Linked DNA regions of Homo sapiens: region 1 is linked to region 2. A link is a contact called in ENCODE Hi-C or POLR2A ChIA-PET data. All regions are on one chromosome and are shown on one strand. Each heading gives the region's core, a stretch centred on a gene start or an enhancer-like site at or near the end of the contact. The rest is flanking DNA. Distances are from core to core; before and after follow the strand shown. Region 1 overlaps LOC105379829 (a long non-coding RNA gene). Region 2 overlaps AUH (AU RNA binding methylglutaconyl-CoA hydratase).

Evidence for each region. A loop is a pair of places that touch in the nucleus more often than their neighbours do. ChIA-PET counts read pairs that join two places held with the same protein, here RNA polymerase II (POLR2A). Pooled maps may share reads with other maps.
Region 1: a loop to region 2 is called in a pooled map, with 2.4 times the contacts of the local background. The contact joins two enhancer-like sites. A Hi-C loop is called at or near these places in 3 of 50 pooled maps. POLR2A ChIA-PET finds 5 or more read pairs at or near these places in 2 of 52 experiments (OCI-LY7 and common myeloid progenitor, CD34-positive).

What each region holds. Positions count from the first base shown.
Region 1 is chr9:90,958,508-90,962,954 of GRCh38, forward strand. All of the region lies in intron 1 of LOC105379829 (a long non-coding RNA gene), which reads right to left. Among named protein-coding and RNA genes, the nearest start is that of LINC02957, 36 kb to the right of the region's middle. Within about 2 kb of position 2,591, at least 2 of the 41 ENCODE cell types and tissues checked have a DNase peak (open chromatin) inside an H3K27ac peak, as active enhancers do.
Region 2 is chr9:91,299,194-91,303,828 of GRCh38, forward strand. The region is part of intron 4 of AUH (AU RNA binding methylglutaconyl-CoA hydratase); the gene reads right to left. Among named protein-coding and RNA genes, the nearest start is that of AUH, 60 kb to the right of the region's middle. Within about 2 kb of position 2,263, at least 11 of the 41 ENCODE cell types and tissues checked have a DNase peak (open chromatin) inside an H3K27ac peak, as active enhancers do.

The DNA of each region.
Region 1 (4,447 bases), core at 1,341-3,840, 340 kb before region 2:
CAAACCTACAGAGGCCTCCTCTCCTCCTTGGAGGCATTCAGCTAATGCCCTTGGGCCCAGTTCTTATCGTCCACATGGACACCCTGCCAGCCCCACCAGGCAGGAACTGCACCACCCCCAGCACCTGTGAGCAGCCTCAGGGAGACCTGAGAGTGGACATGCCAAGCAGGTGTCCTACTAGACAAGGGAGGAGGCAGTCCCCACACCAGCCTGGGGAAAGGCAAGGGCTGACAGTAACAGAGGCAAGTCAGGGGGTCAAGGGCTGGGAATGTATTACACAGCACAAAGGACCCAGATCTTCAATCAGCAATGAAACTCCCAATCACCTGCATGATAGCTCAGTGTGTAAAAGGCCCATTTCCTCAACAACAGAGACAGCCTTTACATCAGGAACATCAGTGGGCCTCAAGTGCACATCTCTTGTCAGTGTCACAGTATGGGTCTCTTGAAAATACCTAGTTCCAATTCTGCTCGGCAAGGAGGGAAATGCTAGGAGCTGGGAAGGAACCCAAGGTCAGTATGACCTTATTCTTCCACGAGAATAACTTTCACTGGAATACTTTCTAAACAAATTGCCCTAGATATAGCAAAGGAAATACAACTATATGGGGTTTTCCTAGTGAAATTTGCTGAAACCAATCTATTCTTCATATTAAAGTAAGGTTTCCCAAAATGTTTCAGATGTTACACTGACAAATATTATACCCTAAGAACTGTATATCTATTTTAGAGCATATTATAAACAATAGAACTGGTATAGCAAACCTACGCCTTCAGTAGTGATATAAAATTTTCTTTATAAGATTATAGAGGAAGAATCTATTTCAGGTAAAATGTTAGACTGAGGATAAAGTTGGTATGCTGGCATAGCAAACGTTGGACTCCGTAGCTGCCATAAAGTCCAAAAGAAGAATCTTTCTATGTCAGCTCCAGAGCACTCCCTTTTACAAGAGAGACATCTGGGCCGGGTGTGGTGGTTCACGCCTGTAATCCCAGCACTTTGGGAAGCCAAGGTGGGTGGATCTTAAGGTCAGGAGATCGAGACCAGCCTGGCCAATATGGTGAAACCCCATCTCTACTAAAAATACAAAAACTTAGCCAGGCATGGTGGCATGTGCTAGTAGTCCCAGCTACTCAGGAGGCTGAGGCAGGAGAATTGCTTGAACTCGGCAGGTGGAAGTTGCAGTGAACCGAGATCACACCACTGTACTCCAGACTGGGTGACAGAGTGAGACTCCTCAAAAAAAAAAAAGACATCTGATTCTATGTATAGTTTATGGAATTGGAACAAATTATAGTTAATCAATACAGTGTTTATTAAGTGTTCTTTCAGAGGCTGGAGAAAAACTCATGGCTAAGGACTAGTTGGAAACATATTAAATCCTCAAAATGTCCTTTCTTTCTTTCTTTCTTTCTTTCTTTCTTTCCTTTCTTTCTCTTTCTTTCTTTCTTTTTTTTATTAGACAGGATTTCTCTCTGTCACCCAGGCAGGAGTGCAGTGGTGCTATCACAGCTCACTGCAGCCTCGACCTTCTGGTCTCAAGTGATCCTCCTGCCTCACCCTCCCAAGTAGTGGGGACTACAGGTGTGCAGCACCACACCCAGCTAATTTTTTCCTGTTTTTTGTAGAGATGAGGTCTCACCATATTGCCCGTGCTGGTCTCAAACCCCTAGGTTCAAATGATCCTCACGTCAGCCTTCCAAAGTGCTGGTGTTACAGGCATGAGGCACCATGCCTGGGCTCCCATCATGTCTTTAAACCCATGTGGGGCAGGCTTCTCTCCCTACTCCATCACTGAGAAATGAGACTGTGGGTCAATCCACCCTTACCCTTGCAGAAACAATGGGGACCTCTGGGGCCCAAGGAGGGTCCCAGGAGGGAACTCTGGGTCTGTTGAGTCCACACCCTGCTGTGAGGAGGAGCAGGACCATGAGTCAGGTGGGCCGGCAACTGACACAGGGGCTCAGAGCTTTCTAGAATGTGACAGAGCAAAGCCCCACATAAACACAGGGCCAGGTGATGTGCAGAAATTTGAAATGTTTTCTGAGCACAAAAGATCTCCAGTTTGTCCACATTCCATAAAACTCAAAAATGTGAAAACAGTGATTGGATGTTTGGAGGTGCAAACAGCTGAACCCAGGTATACTGGATAAAAAGATAGAACAGCGCCATCATAGCTGAGGGAATGATGGCTGAAACCCTGTTCCTGCATCAGGCACCTGTAGTAGGCAGGATTCTAAGGTGGACCCCAAGGCCCTCAACCCTGGTGTGCTTGCCTGTGAAATCTCCTCCCCTAAGCACAGGTCCCCTGGGGACTTGACAGCACATCATTCCTGTGACCACGGTGGGCAACAGGGAGACGGTCCTGGCTGGGTTTGATCCCATTATGTGAGGTCTTTAAATGCACAGAATTTTCCCCAGCTGACTGCACAGGAGAAAGCCAGACAGAGGCATTCCTGCTGGGCTGGGTAAAGGAGGAAGAAGCATGTTGTAAATTACCCATGGGGTGGCTCTAGGAGCGGAGAGTGCCCCCTAGGCCACAGCTATCGAGGGAGCAGAGATCTGCCACCTCACAATTTCAGCCTGTGAAACACTAAGCAAAGGGCCCATGTGACCTGGATTCTCGGTGGAGTTGTGAAATGATGCATTTGTGTTGTTTTATGCCACTGAGCTTGTGGCATTTTGCAACCACAGTAACCATGTCCTTTCCTCAGATGTCCTTTCTTCCATGTTCACCCGTGAAATGGGGCCCATGTGTGCGCCTGAGTACCACCCAAAACACACAAGAGGAGAGGTGGCAGACATTACCCTAAGGAAGTTTTAAGGAGGGGGACTCCACTCTTTGCCTTTAAGGCATGTCTACAATCATGAGAAGATCTGCTGGTCATTTTCATGGACCCACAAAATTGACTTTGGCAAACACCTCTGTGCCTTGCCCATCTACAAGTAGGGCAATGATGACTTTCTCTGTCTGGATCCTGCTGAGTCACATAGTTTTTCTAAGAGCCAAATTTTGAAACAAGAGCACACTTGGCCCTGGAGCGTTTCTGCCGACAGCATGACCATGCGGCCCCAAGCACCCGCTTTGCAGGTTCTGGGCATGATGGTCCCAGCAGGAGAGCTGGGAGCTGCCCCACGTAGACAGCTGGCTGGAAGCCAGGTCGTCTGGGTTGTCGTCGCTGACACAGCACAATACAAAGCAGGTCATGTGTTTGTTTAAAGGGGCTGCTTTCTCTCCTTTCACACGGACCCCGTGAACATGGGCACTTTCTCAGGACGCACCCTTCCCTGGCCTTGGGTGTCTGGGTGGGCCATCCCCTAGGCTGCACACTCCCAGAGGGCTTGAGCTTGCACACTGTTCTTCCTTTCCATCCTTGCTGCTACTTCATGGACTTCTTAAACTATTGTCCCTTGCCCATCATCCTACAGATTTGGGGATTTGCTTTACCTTGGATGAAATTGTTGTTTAAATTTTTCTCTGCAACCTCTGTCACAAGCCACTCATGACTGATTCAAGTGTGAAAAAGCCAGGGAAAAAACAGATTTTGTACCTCACTCTATCCATGCGCATCACACAATGGGGTGCTGCCTCTCTGGAACCCCGTTTCAGAAAGCAAATCCCCTATCTGTCCCCAACTCTCTCAGTGAGGCTGCTGTCTCTCCTGCTCCTCACAGTCCCAGAATAGACCCACTACCACTTTCCCCAGTTGGTGCTTAATTACTACAGAATCACCAGGGGAGGGTAGAAAAGGTGACCAGAAGGAGGTGAAGAGGAGCCTGGGGTCCCAGCGGCCACGCTTTTCCCACATGGAACTCCTGGCATGCCTTCTGCATACACAGCCTTATCCAGACACAATGCACAAGAACCAGCCTGCATTCTCCACCTGCGTCAGCTGTTGTCTCCGTCAATTCAGGCTGCTGTGACAAAATGCCATAACCTGGGTAGGTGGCTTATAAACAACAGAAGTTTATTTCTCACAGTTTTGGAGGCTGAAAGTTCAAGATCAAAATGCCAGCAGATCCAGTGTCAGGGAAGGGCCCACTTCCTGGCTCATAGACAGACATCTTCTTGTTGTGTCCCCTCATAGCAGAAAAGGTGAGCAGTGTCTCTTGGGCCTCTTGTATAAGGGCACAAATCCCATTCATGAGGGTTCTACCTTGGTGACCCAATCACCTTCCAAAGGCCCCACCTTCTCATACCCTCACCTTAGGGGTTAGGATTTCAACCTGTGAATTTTGGATTGACACAAACATTTAGATCATAGCAGCTATCATTTCTTTCTCAGAGCAGCTGCCCTAAGCAGCTCTGAGAGCAGGGCCCAGCTGCTGATGCTGGAAGGTGCTCTCCATCTTGCCCTCTTACTCAAAGATGTCTTGTCTCCCCTTCATTGGTTAGTGTCCCTGGGTATTAACCATTTGTTTTCTTCTATCCTCAGAGGCACTGGT
Region 2 (4,635 bases), core at 1,013-3,512:
GGGTGACAGAGTGAGACTGTCTCAAAAAACAAACAAACAAACAAAAACAATAAAAAGGTACTATCCCCCAAAATCTCTCTCTTCCATTCTGATATGTAAAATCCCCCAGAGGCTCACTCCTTGACTCCTTTTAAAATATACAAATTTGCTGAAGTACACTGAGTTTTATTCATAAATAAAGGAATTCATCACTTATTGAAGATCAAGTCTGAAAAGGCCAGGAAGGAGCACATATACACAGCTGCCGCCTGAAGCACTCCCAGAAGAGCAGGCGTGGAAGGGGCTTTTGCACAGGCAGTATTTCACTATCTGTACCTGTCTGAACATTTAGGGGTTGGGGGTGGGGAGGGACTTGAAAGGACAGGACAAATTCAAAATGTGCTTTCCAGAACACTTAGTGAAAAAAATAACAGCTATGTCAGGGTTTGCAGTCTGGAAATGAGTTTAATGTGCAAACAATATCTAGTGAATTTTATCTGGAAAAAAGAAAAGAAAAATCAATAAAAATATAAAACAGCAAGTTAAACTGAGTCCTTCCCAAGGTCATCCTGAGCTACTACAAGTAGAATGTAATGACTTTGGTTACCGACTCTCAACTCCTCTTCCTTCCTAAAAACCTGTCTAGAGATCATTTATTTCTAGACCTCCTCAACCTACTATCTCTCCAACCTCAAGTCTCACCCGTCAGAAGCCTTCCTTAGGCCTTGCTAAGGCCCTCCAGCTCACCTCCTTTACAGACCAGCTTCTAAGAGGAGTAGAGTAAACCCATGCCACCATACCCATTCACCTCCAAACAAGCAAGACCATTCTTGTTCCAGTTACCAATGACATTATAAGATTGTCCTATAGCCAGTGGACAATATTCAGTACCTATTAAATGTACTGCCTCAAAAGATCAGAGACATCCATCCTGGACACTCCCTCCTTGTATTCCTCCCTTCACTGCCTGCTGGGTCCCTCATTTTTCCTGCCTTTCCATCTACCTCTGGTAATTTCTCAGCCTTCTTCCCCTCTCAATAAAAGCTCTTCCCAGGAGATCTCATTCTCATCCACAACTTTTACCACCTATACTACCACCAATGATTTCCAGATCTCTACCTCAAACCCAAACAGCCCCCTGCCTGTTGGACATACCCACTTAAATACTTCATGTGTCCAAACCATTTCTTCTCAATCCTTCTTCTAGGCTGTATTTCAGTTAGTAGCACCTCCATTCATCAAGTTACTCAAGACACTCAGAAGTCATCCCAGATGTCCTCCTTGCCAATGCCCTTTTCTACCACCCAAGTTCTGGGTCCCATCATTTCTCACCAGCAGGAAGTACCTAATTAATCTCCTTCACCTGCAATCTGCCACCCTTCTATGCATCTTCTACCTTTCCTGTAGGGTAATCTTTCTAAAATGTAAACACAGTCATGCTATTCCCCTATTTAAAACTGTTCAATGATTTATTCTACCTTCAGGATAGAAATGGTGTAAACATTTAGCATGGCACAGGAAGGCACCTGGAACTAAGTTCTGCACACCTGCCTAATCTCTTCCAAAACCTCAGATATTCTGTTCCAGCCCCAAACTACTTAAAACAGCTCCAAAAGTCTCCATTCAAGACTCAATATCTGTATACAAGGTGCAGCTCTGCCTAGAATGCCTAGCTAGCCCCTACTTGTCTGTCGAGGCTCAAATGTCCCTTCCTCTATGCTTACATGGCACTCTGTGCATAACCTTTTCTATCAGAACATTCATTACCATACAGCCCATATGAAACAAAAATTAACATCACATCAATGCTACTCAATAACGTTCTTACTAATCTGGGACAAACCTCACGGTTTTTCACTGCCTCTTCCTCCTTTATTATATTAATCCTGGTATTTTGCCTACTTTTCTTTTTTTTATTAACTTCTTTTGTTTAATAAAGAAATAAACATATGCAGTCCTATGGAGCTAAAGAAAAGAAAAATTGCCAAGAGTTCTAAGATGGAGAGAGCAGAAGCAGAGAAAGAGTGGGTGCTCCCTCCCTGCTACGTAAGTGCTGAAGTCACTCAGCAAGTAGCTGCTGGAGGCCGTGATATTATGAAATACATATTTGGTCTTCATCCCTGTTTCCAGACACACAGCTCTTAAAACCCTTGGAATCTCTGGAGTGATAAATGCATCTTTCTTATTTCTCCAATAAGTTTATACTTTTTGGAATTAATAAAAACTATTTTTAAGTCTAATAGGAATTTGAGCCAGGTACAGTGACTCATGCCTGTAATCCCAGCATTCTGGGAGGCCAAGGACGAACGATTGCCTGTGCCCAGGAATTCAAGACCAGCCTGGGAAACATGGTGAGACCTCGTCTTGATTTTTTAAGAAAGAATTTGAGAAATTATGTTTCTAAAGAGGATGAAAATTGTGTGCCCTTGAGAAGCTTAACAATTCCAGGGCTTGTTTCCTTTTGTGCAGGCCCACACCAGGGTCACTGCAAAAAGAGCCAGCCTAGGTGCCAAGAGACATACCAGAGGTGAGGACCAGGGCCTGCAGATGGAAGACAGGAGCTCCAAGAGCAAGTCTCAGGCACCATATGCCTTACAATTTGTAAGAAATACGTAACACAAAATGATGAGAAATTTGGGTTCCACATACAAAAAGAACAAGAAAAATGGGATACTAATTCTCATATTATTAAATAGGTTAAGCACTGGAACTTTAAATTATTAATTAACATAAATTAGCCTTGTAGAAAGCTGTCTATAAAATGTTTCTAACTAAAGAATTAAGTAAAACAGCTTAATTCGTATTCAATGGGTAATTAAATATTAGTCATTTTACAATATTATAAATTCTAAGGCTATACATCATCCTAATTATTCCCTAAAAGATGTCTGTCGTAGTAAATTTTATCCAGGAAAGTATGCATCATCTCAAAGCACATGCCAGTCTGATATATGTGGTTTCTTTACATCTAGTATTTCTTCTACTTGGGAGCACTTAATAATCAAAGAGGGGGCCGGGTGCAGTGTGGCTCATGCCTGTAATCCCAGCACTTTGGGAGTCCAAGGCAGGTGGATCATTTAAGGTCAGGAGTTGGCGACCAGCCTGGCCAACATGGTGAAACCCCATCTCTACTAAAAATACAAAAATTGGCTCACGCCTGTAATCCCAGCACTTTGGGAGGCTGAGGCAGACAGATCACCTGAGGCCAGGAGTTTGAGACCAGCCTGACCAACATAGAGAAACCCCATCTCTACTAAAAATACAAAATTAGCTGGGCGTGGTGGTACATGACTGTAATCCCAGCTACTCAAGAGGCTGAGGCAGGAGAATCGCTTGAACCCAGGAAGTGGAAGTTGCAGTGAGCTGAGATCGCGCCATTGCACTCCAGCCTGGGCAACAAGAGTGAAACTCCATCTCAAAAAAACAAACGAACAAACAAACAAAAAAATTAGCCAGACATGGTGGTGCGTGCCTGTAATCCCAGCTACTGGGAAGGTGAGGCAGGGGAATTGCTTGAACCCTGGAGGCAGAGGTTGCAGTGAGCTGAGATCGTGCCACTGCATTCCAGCCTGGGCAACAAAGTGAGACTCTGTCTCAAAAAAAAGGAAAAAAAATGTTAATAATCATAGCAGGAACTCAATAAAATACACCTTTAGAAAGGTAGATTATGAATTTCAAAGATCTAAAGGAATAGCAAAATGACAGTTGTATATAAGCACAAATAAATGAAACAGGAACTGCGAATCCAACGAGCAATGGCTATTCCCAACAGCAAGAGGAAGAAATTATGACTCAGTATGTTATGCAACCAATAGGATCAGATACTATTTTCAGTTTCGTACCAGGAAATGAGCCAGGTATGACAAAGAAGATAATAATCCTTTGAAATGCTCCTAAAAATATAATTAAAGCAAACAATTAAACAGTTTGCTATTTTAAGAGGGAAAAAAGCAACTGTAAGGCAGGCCCCTGGTTCACTTCAGTAGTCTGTAGGACCTGCAGCCTACGATAATTAGACTCAAGGGACTATGAAAGTGGGGAAAATTAAAGTATCTACTTTCGATTCTCAGATAAATACAACACATAATGTAGGTTATTTGATGCTTCTAGAAAAATATGAACAATTTGATTATTAAAGGAAAATGTTAGTGTCAGACGCATGATTTTTTTTTTTGAAACGGAGTCTCTTGCTCTGTCGCCCAGGCTAGAGTGCAGTGGCGCAATCTCGGCTCACTGCAAGCTCCTCCTCCCGGGTTCACACCATTCTCCTGCCTCAGTCTCCCGAGTAGCTGGGACTACTGGTGCCCGCCACTACGCCCAGCTAATTTTTTGTGTTTTTAGTAGAGACAGGGTTTCACCGTGTTAGCCAGGATGGTCTCAATCTGACCTCGTGATCCACCCGCCTCGGCCTCCCAAAGTGCTGGGATTACAGGCGTAAGCCACTGCGCCCAGCCCCACAGGATTTTTAAATTTGGTTTTGCTTGAAGAATAGTGTTCCTACAGAAAGCAGTGAAATCAAGCATTTCAAGGGAAAGGCCCTATGTAGCATTATGCTGGAAGTCTGAATACTAAAATCTTTCAAGAAGAATAGAAATAAAATCTAAGTTAACTGAAAATTACAATAAATACCTAATTATCTTTCATTTTGGCTAAAAC